2 separate regions of the Mus musculus genome follow, and region 2 is linked to region 1. The links are chromatin loops, found by intact Hi-C in ENCODE. Cell type or tissue: left cerebral cortex. All regions are shown on one strand. Each heading gives the region's core, and the rest is flanking DNA. Links, peaks and the distances in the headings are about the cores only.

The links. A loop is a pair of places that touch in the nucleus more often than their neighbours do. Peaks named below come from ENCODE experiments on the same cell type or tissue, not always from the same donor. Only the 100,000 strongest peaks of a DNase experiment are listed, where the experiment ranks them.
Region 2: a loop joins it to region 1, with 3 times the contacts of the local background. A loop is called at or near these places in 4 of 42 quality-filtered maps.

What each region holds. Positions count from the first base shown.
Region 1 is chr7:101,265,027-101,269,419 of GRCm38, forward strand. All of the region lies in intron 13 of Fchsd2 (FCH and double SH3 domains 2), which reads left to right. It overlaps LOC115486538 (a long non-coding RNA gene), which reads right to left. Exons shown (of 2, transcript XR_003946843.1): 2 at 1-4,393. Among named protein-coding and RNA genes, the nearest start is that of Gm50587, 8.7 kb to the left of the region's middle. In left cerebral cortex, for the core only: no CTCF peak of the experiment used is centred there; DNase peaks (open chromatin) are centred at 2,698 and 3,042; H3K27ac peaks cover 960 bases.
Region 2 is chr7:101,059,554-101,063,946 of GRCm38, forward strand. It overlaps the pseudogene Gm5735. Among named protein-coding and RNA genes, the nearest start is that of Fchsd2, 47 kb to the right of the region's middle. In left cerebral cortex, for the core only: a CTCF peak has its summit at 2,021 (motif pointing right); DNase peaks (open chromatin) are centred at 2,036 and 2,851; H3K4me3 peaks cover 287 bases.

The DNA.
Region 1 (4,393 bases), core at 247-4,246:
GCTATGTTTATTACTCTCACAAACTTTCCTCATTCTCTTTCATAATCATGCTCATTTTCCTTCCTCAGTTAACCACTGATCTATTTTCTGCACTTTAGGTTACTGTGTTTTCTGGAATTTAGATAAAGAGAACCATATGAACTCTTTTGTGTGGACCTTTGAAAACTCAGTGTAAGCCAGGCATGGTGGCACACACCTTTAATCCCAGCACTTGGAAGGCAGAGGCAGGCCGATTTCTGAGTTCGAGGCCAGCCTGGTCTACAAAGTGAGTTCCAGGACAGCCAGGGCTACACAGAGAAACCCTGTCTCGAAAAACCAAAAAACAAAAAAAAAAAAATGATTTTGTAATGATTTTGAGGATCACAAGTGTTGTTGTATGCTGACCATTTTCATTGCTGAACAATAGTGTGTTGTATAGCTGTAGATGTTTGCTATCCTTCTACTCGTTGGTGGGCATTTGGGTTGTTCTGGACTATTACTGTAATTTTGTAAGTCTTGAATTTGTATAGGGCATGTACTACTAACATATGCTTTTGAATATGCTGTATAGTGGATATATAGTTAATGTTTCAAGAAACTAATCCTGGTGACACAGGTCTGTAATTTAGCTCCTTGCAGGGCTGAGGCAGGAAGATCACAAGTTAAGATCTGTAATAGCCAATGAGCTCAAGGCCAGCCTGGACAATTTATTGAAACCCTGTCTCAAAATTAAAAGTGTAAAAAGTGCTGGGAAAAGGCTGACTTTCTGAGACAGGATCTCCATTTATAGCCCTTGCTGGCCTAGAACTCACTTTGTAAACCAGGCTGGCCCTGACTGTTCTTCCTTCCTCTGCCAGGTTTGCGGATAATCAACACCAAGGCTGTTCTCCTTTAAATAGACTTTGATCATTTTATTTGGAGTTTGTTGTAAAAAAAATTCTTTGTTCTATCCAACTTACCAAAGTTACTGGCATAAAGTTGCTTATAATATTCTTGGCTATTCTTTGAATATGTAGAGTGTCTTTAGTGATATCAGTCACCCCTCTTATTCCTGTATGTTTTGTGTCCTCTTCTCCCCACCCCCATCATTCTGTTCTAATGGAAGTTCATCAAATAGATGGCTTTCTACAGTTAGCAAACTTTTGGTTTCATTGCTTTTTTGTTGTTATTGTTTTCCTGTTTTATTAATTTCTGCTTAGATTTTAATTATTTCCTTTCTCCTGCTTAATTTGGATTTAATTGGCTCTTTTATGATTTTTTTTTTCTTCAGGTAGAAGCTAGGGATGTTGATTTTAGACATTTTCCCTTTTCTGGTGGAGGCATTTGGTAAACATTCCTGCTACATACATCTGTAGGCTCTTTGCACAGTTTTGCTACTGTGTCATCATTCAGTTCAAGATGCTTTCTGACTGGTTTTTCAGCCCTTGAATTTTTGAATGTTGAAAATTTGTAGAAGCTTTCTAGATATATTTCCACTTTAGATTTCTAATTCACTTATGTTGTAGATCAGTAACATACTTCAGTTCTTTGAAATTTACTGAGACTTCTTTTGTGACCCAGTGTGTGATATATAAAGAGTGTGCATTCTGCTGCTCTTGAATGCTGTGTTCTACAAATGCAGTTACATCTTGTTGGCTGATGGCACTGCCTATGTCTTCCATATTCTTACTGCTCTGTGATGCGCTATGCCTTAGGGAATACAAGTCGTGTCCCAAACCTGTGTGAGTTCTAGAGATACGTTTCTCTTGTCCTTCTAGATGGTTCTATTTCTGGCTTCAGCTACTCTGTTCATGCACATACACTACTCAGCTGAAGACTTGAGGCTCTGCAGATTTCTCAGGATCTCTTTCTGCTCTCCTTGTTACTGTGCTATAAACCCTAGCCACCTTGGCCTGCATGATCTCCATGTTCCACTCAATTCAGAGGGCACACTGTCCTCAGCTTGGAAACTTCTTCTGAGCATAAGTTGTGCAGACTTTTCCATTCCCCAGACACTACTGTCTTTCATTGCTTAATGGCCTATGTCTTGAAAACTTTTAAATTTTTGACCATATTTTATGTTATTACATTTATTTATTGGTGGTAGGGCATACTAAATTAATCAAATAGAGGTCAAAGGACAGCTTGCAGGAGGTGGCAAGTACCTTTACCCACAGATCCATTTTACAGGCCCACAACAAATTTTTTAAAATTGTTTCTGGCATGAAATTCAAATCTGGTCCTTAGTATTCCATCTTGCTTTGAACAGAAGTTTATATATTATCTACTTAGTGCTTGGAGTAAGGTCCTGTGCTCTGCAAGTAGAGTTCAGAGGTTCTGCTAATCAGTTTTCTGCAAGTAGCTGCTTTCCTCTGTGTTGGGTGTCAACAAATTCTTCATCTGACTCTCTGTGCCTCATAAAACCAGCAAAAGATAATGATGGACTGAGTACCTCCCATTTGCCAAGTGTATGGGGTTTAAGATGCATTACCTCCTTTAATCCTTCTGATAGCCCTGTGAAAAAGTACTTGTCTTCATTAGAAAAATAGTTGTCTTCAAAAGAGAGTTGAGATCACTAAAGTTTAGGAACCAGATGACTTGCCCAGGGTCACACACAGCAAGTAAGTGATACAGTCAGTATTCACCTCCAGCCAGTCAGTCACTGCTTCCTGTCTGGGAGAACCCCAGAGCTCGTAGCAGAAGACAGCCGCTACAGAAACTCACACAGGGTTCTTCTTACTGCCTTTGCAGGAAGAGTAAGCTTTTTACAACATTTAAGAAAGGAAAAATGTAAGTATGGCTAAGAAGAATTGTTTTGATTGAAGAAAGAAGGGTTGAGAGTGTAGTCCTTAGATAAGAGAGTAAGGAAGAGTGGGATTTTAGATAGGCTGGGTCAAGAAACCATGAGAACAATGAAGAGGGAAAAGGAAGAGATTAGTCTAAGATACTTTAAAAATCCTCTAGAACCACACAAAGCATCTGACATCCCTGTTGTCACTAAAGCCTTCTAGTCCTTTCCGTGAGAATCAGACATGAACTAAAAACAGAAGGTAAAGGAATGTTTAGTATCAGTCCATGCTGGCAAGAGAAAGTTCTCTGGACTGATTCCCAGTACCAAAGCACAGCACATGTTAGCATTCCATATATATTTTTGGAAACTTGTTCTACCCATTTTTATAAATATCTGAGTGTTTTGTGTAATACAGTGAAATGTCTAACTTTCCCTAGAGTATGAAAGAAAGGTCTTCTGAATATATAAAATATGTTTAAGGGACCAGAGAGATAGCTCAGTAATTAAGAATGTTTGTCCATCCTTACTCTCTAACGTTCTTGGTCCTATTGAAGCATTTCAGTATCTAAGCATACTGAAATGTTAATACCCAAGAGAAAAGCCATTACGTACGTATTCTGGTCACACGATCAGTGTGGCACCGTTTTATTTGTTACTGTTGTTGTTTTATTTTGTTGTTTCTGTTTTTTAAATAAACTATCACACCCTCCAAAAAAAAAAAAAATGTTTGTCCTGCTTTTGCAGAGAACCCATTTCCCAGCACTACAACAGGAGGCTAGCATCCACCTGGAACTCAATACCTCTGGCCTCTCTGCACATACACAATTAAAAATAAAATACATCTTTTTAAAAAATGAAAAATTTCACTGGTCATGGTGGCCTTACGAATAATCTATGTACTCAAAAGAAAGAAGCAAAGAATTCTAAGTTGAGACCAGCCTGAAATGCATACATTTCTGGCCAGGCTAGTATATATAGTGATACTCTGTCTCAAACAACTGAATGAAAACTAAACCTCTGTACCCAGTAAACAGTAACTCCCATGAGCCACCTTCAGTCCCAATAAAGGCTGTGCTGCTAGGACTTTGACTGCTCTTCACGCTTCCTAGAAATGGAGTTGGTTTATCTTTTTGTGATGGCTTACTTATTTAGCACAATGTCTTTAAAGTACATCCATTTGGTAGCATGTGTCAGGCAGCATTCCTTCCTTTTTAAGACTGAGTAATATCCATTATCTGTGTATACTGTCTTATTTACCTATCCCTTTAGTAGTGGAACTTAGGCTGTTGTAATATTGCTGCTGTGAACATGAATTTGCAAACATCTGTTTTAGTCTTTGTTTTCATTTCTTTAGGTGTATACCCAGGAAATTTTTGTATACTCCTATTTTTAATTTATTAAGGAAACTTACCATTTTTCACAGCAGATGTGCTATTTACAGTCCCACTACTGGTGTATAAGGTTCCAGCTTTGCTACATTCTTAGCAATACATGCTCTGTTTTCCTTATGATAAAGACACTAATGAAAATGGAGTAGTGTCTCATTGGGGTGGATTTTGTTGATTATTTCTTGTTATGTTTGTTTTGGGGGTTGTGTTTTGATTGATTGATTGATTGTTACAGGGGTTCATGTAGCCCAGACTG
Region 2 (4,393 bases), core at 120-4,119, 210 kb before region 1:
TGACAGATTGCATATATATATATGCATACATATACATATACATATATATAGATATATACATACTCCTATTTTATGAATTTTCTTCAGTGAACAGAGAAAAATGAGAGGTAAAAAAAGTGCTCGTGTATGGGGCTGGAGAGATGGCTTAGTGGCTAAGAGCATTTGCTGCTCTTGCAGAGAACCCAGGTTCTCCTGGCCTCTGAGGGCACCTGCAAGCACATGACATACATACTGAGAAGCAGGTGTGTGCACGCACATAAAATTTATAAAGCTAAATGCCAGTTTAGATGGAGAAATAAAGTAAGCAACTGTTTTCATTTTAAAAGAAGGAAGAGAGCCAGGTGGTGATGGCATACTCCTTTAATCCCAGCACTTGGGAGGCAGAGGCAGGCAGATCTCTGTGAGTTTGAAGCCAGCCTGGTCTACAGAGTGAGTTCCAGGACAGCCAGGGCTACACAGAGAAACCTTGTTTTGAAAACAACAGCAACAAATGGAAAAGGAAGAAGGGGGAGGCAGGGAGAGGAGGGGGGAAGGCGGGGGGGGGGGGCAGGGTGGTGGTGGAAGAGAGGTGTGTGTGTGGGAGTTCTTGGTAAAGTTATTTGATTCTTAGCACAAATACAAAAGTAAAATCAAAGCAGCCACATTTACACTCACAATGCCTTCTCCATGCTTTAAGAATGCTTATGTTTGAGCATCTGTGTGGTGAGGTGTGTTAATCTGGTAGACTTGTATGTGAGAGCATGGGTGCACGTGTCCTTGCACTTGCAGGGAGGCCCGAGGAGAACGCAGAAGAATGTCCTAAGCCTTTCCAGACAGGGTTTCTCACTGATGGGCAAGCCCCAGGGATCCTTTTGCTTCTACCTCCCAGAAGCTAGGGTTATAGGCTAGATATAGATAACTCCAGCTTGAGGGGTTTTTATCAACTTGACACAAGCTGGAGTTATCTGGGAAGAGGAATCTTAGTTGGTAAAATACCTCCATCCTATTGTCTGTAGGCAATTAATGATTGACATGGGATGACCCAGCCCAATGGGGCAGGGCCATTCCTGGGCAAACGGGCATTGGTGGTATAAGAAAGCAGCGAGCAAGCCCCTGCCGAGCAAGCCAGGAAACAACATTTCTTTGTGGTTTCTGCTTTAGTTCCTGCCCCAACTTCCTTCCAATGAAGTGCTGTAAGCTGTAAAAAAAAAGAAACCCTTTCCTTCCCAAGTCGTGGTATTTCATCATAGCAACAGAGACCTATGTTAAAAACAAAACCAAAAAAACTTAGTGATGGAATCTGAACCTAGGTCTTCATGCTTGTCCAGTGTTCTCACACACGGAGTCACCAACGGAGTCTCACGCGGCTCAGGCTGACCTCGAACTTCCAACATAGCTTGTTACAAACTTGGCCTCCTTATCCTCCTTCCTCTACTTGCCTAATGCTGTTACCAGCATTTGCCAACGCACCAAGCTCTCCATGGGTTTCACAGCCTGTTCCTGAACTGAGTACCATTCACTCTTGCAAGACAAAGGTTTAACTCCAAATCCGTGACCTCTACCCTGCAGGTCCCCATCAAAGCATCCCTGATTCTCATCCAGTAGAGTGGTCCTCTACTATTGTGCCTGCGGCCTCTACTATTGCGCCTCCGGCCTGCCTGCATGGAATAGCTTTTTTTTTTTTTTTTAAGTTCTTCACATTTTTATTCTTTGTGCACAAAGACTAGCATGATTGGTTCTGCTTGGTAATCAGTCGAACAATCCATTCAAGGTCGCTTAGTCCAACTTAGTCCTTAGTCATTCGCGTACTGCCGGAAGCACTGGCGGCACAAGTTCAGCCCGTATTTGCGGATCAGACCGTGGCGGTTAGAGCAGACGCGGCAAGAGCGGGAACCCTGGCCGAACTTCCGTGGGTGACTCCAGTAGAGCTGCTGGTGACCCATCTTAGCATTTTTATCCCCAGTGCCCAGCTCATTCCTTCTATCCCCAGAGAGTTCTGAGTGGGATCTCCAGAGGGATTCAAGTCCCATGGATTGGACCCCAGGTGGCGCTGTCTGCCCGTGAAAGAGTCGAGGAAACCCAGAACCCGGAGCCTCTGGTCCCGGCAGCCAGCGATGAAACCTCAAATTCCAATCCTGCTTGTCCTCGCAACATCACCCCATGAAACATCATCCCACGCAACGCATCCATGCCTGGTTTATTCTCATTCTCTCTCTCTCTCTCTCTCTCTCTCTCTCCACCTCCCACTTCCCCAACCCCACTCCACCCGCCAAATGACAACTTTCAGGAGTTGGTTCTTCTTCCATCCTTCGGGTCCTGAGGAGCAAACTCAGGTTGGTTGGCTTTGCAGCAAGTAGCGTTATCCACTGAACCATCCTACCAGAACTCGGCGCCTGGTTTTACATTTCAGCATTTCAAGGCTGGATGCCAGAAGAAGTGGGTAACCCGCAGGCTATCCCAGCTGTTTCCTGGGGGACCTAACTTTCCCAGAAAATGGCATGAATATCGTTATTTCTTTCAGAATGCCACCTAAGTCTTTCTGAGGAGACGCTACTCCCCTATCTGGTACAAACCCTCTTACCTCCCTCCTTGTTGGAAAACATGGCTACGAAGTACAAGGTTCTGATTCTGAATCTAGCCCTGGTGTGCTCATTTCCCCAAGCTTTAGGGACCCTGTGTGTGACACGCAGACTAGCCCCAGCACTCTGGGCTACCAGTCCCCAGAATCTCTGCTGATTGAGAAAGGCAAGAGGTGTGGCCAGTCAGCATCTTGGCTAAGGGCAGGCTGCCCTGGAGTTGCCAGAAGGAAAACATTTTCCGGGAGCCGGAAGGGCTGGCAGAACCCAGGGCCGGGTGGAGAGACCACAATGGACCCTTGTGTGGTGGTTTAGCTTGGACTCACCCGCAGGCCCAGCTTCTAGGGCAGGGTGGGCCCTGTTTTCTGATCTGCAGCCAGACCCAGCTCCTAAACAACCCGCCCTGGGCCCAGACAGGAGCCAGAACTTTGCTTCAAGTCCAGAGGGTGTGAAGCACACAGGCCGGTGTCCAATGGCTTACTCTCCTCTGTCAGCCTTCCTGGAATCCTCCTGGCTAAAAAACTTCACATAAGCTTTGAAGGCCCATCTTCACAACCAGAAAGGCATCCAGCCCTGGGAGGTTTCTCCTTCAGGCCACCTAAGGGAGCTCAGAGCAGACCACGGTGTCCAGCCTGTGGTGACTTTGTTAATTATGCCTGGATTCTAGCCGGGCATGGTGGCACATGCCTTTAATCCCAGCATTTGGGAGGCAGAGGCAGGCGAATTTCTGAGTTTGAGGCTAGCCTGGTCTACAGAGTGAGTTCCAGGACAGCCAGGCTACACAGAGAAACCCTGTTTCCCAAAACCAAAAACCAAAAACCAAAAAAAAAAAAAAAAAAAAAAAAAAAGCCCAGAGTCCATCTTCAAGGCTTAGCTTCTCTACCCCAGGAAGCCTCAGTTTCCCCCTCTGCCAAGAGAGTTGGTAATTCACATCTGAGGGACAGAGATGCTGAGAGGGTATTTGAAGTGTCTGGCCTAGCCTCTGTCTCAGGAAAACACCCACCCAAGCCAGGCCAGACGGCTTGTGGCAGCCTGATGGTACTGTCAGAGATCAGGCCCTGGGCTCTGAATCTCCTCTGAAGCAGCGGACAGGAAGTCCTCCAGAGCACCCTGTGGACTGTACCCAACAATTCCCTTCTCTGAACCTTGAACTAATCATGCTTCAGGACAAAGGTCCTGCCCTTGTAAGCCTCTGAGTTGTTGCTGGGGACCCTAAAATTGCCAGGGTCCCACAGGCTCCTTCATATCAGCCATCACTGATTTAATCACAAAGGAGGTCTGGAGTTGCAGCTCAGCTGACAGAGGGATGAGCTAGCACAAAGCTCTTTAACCAGCACCTTTTAATGTTGGCTATAATGGTCTCAGAAACAAAATGTAAACAAACAAAACTGCCTTAAGTAGGCAATGGTGGCCTGTGCCTTTAAGTCCAGCACTCAGGAGGCAGAGGCACGCAGATTTTTTGAGTTCCGGGTCAGCCTGGTCTACAGAACAAGTACTAGGACACCGGGGATACACAAAAAAGAAACCTTGTTTCAAAAACCCAAAACAACAATCACACACACACACACATGCACACGCACACGCACACGCACTTCCTTAAGCATAGAAAGAGATCATACTTGAAGGAATTGCCGATAAGCTGATAACAGCCTTGCAGATGTCTCACGTTTGTTGGAACTTATTATGTAACACAGCCTGGCTTCAAACTCGTGACAGTTTTCATGCTTATGTGCTGACCTCCCAAGTGCTGGTATTGAAGGTATGAGCCACCACGCCCCACACAAATTGCTACTATTTAGAACAAGGAAATTAAAGGAGAAATACGAGATGTTGCACTT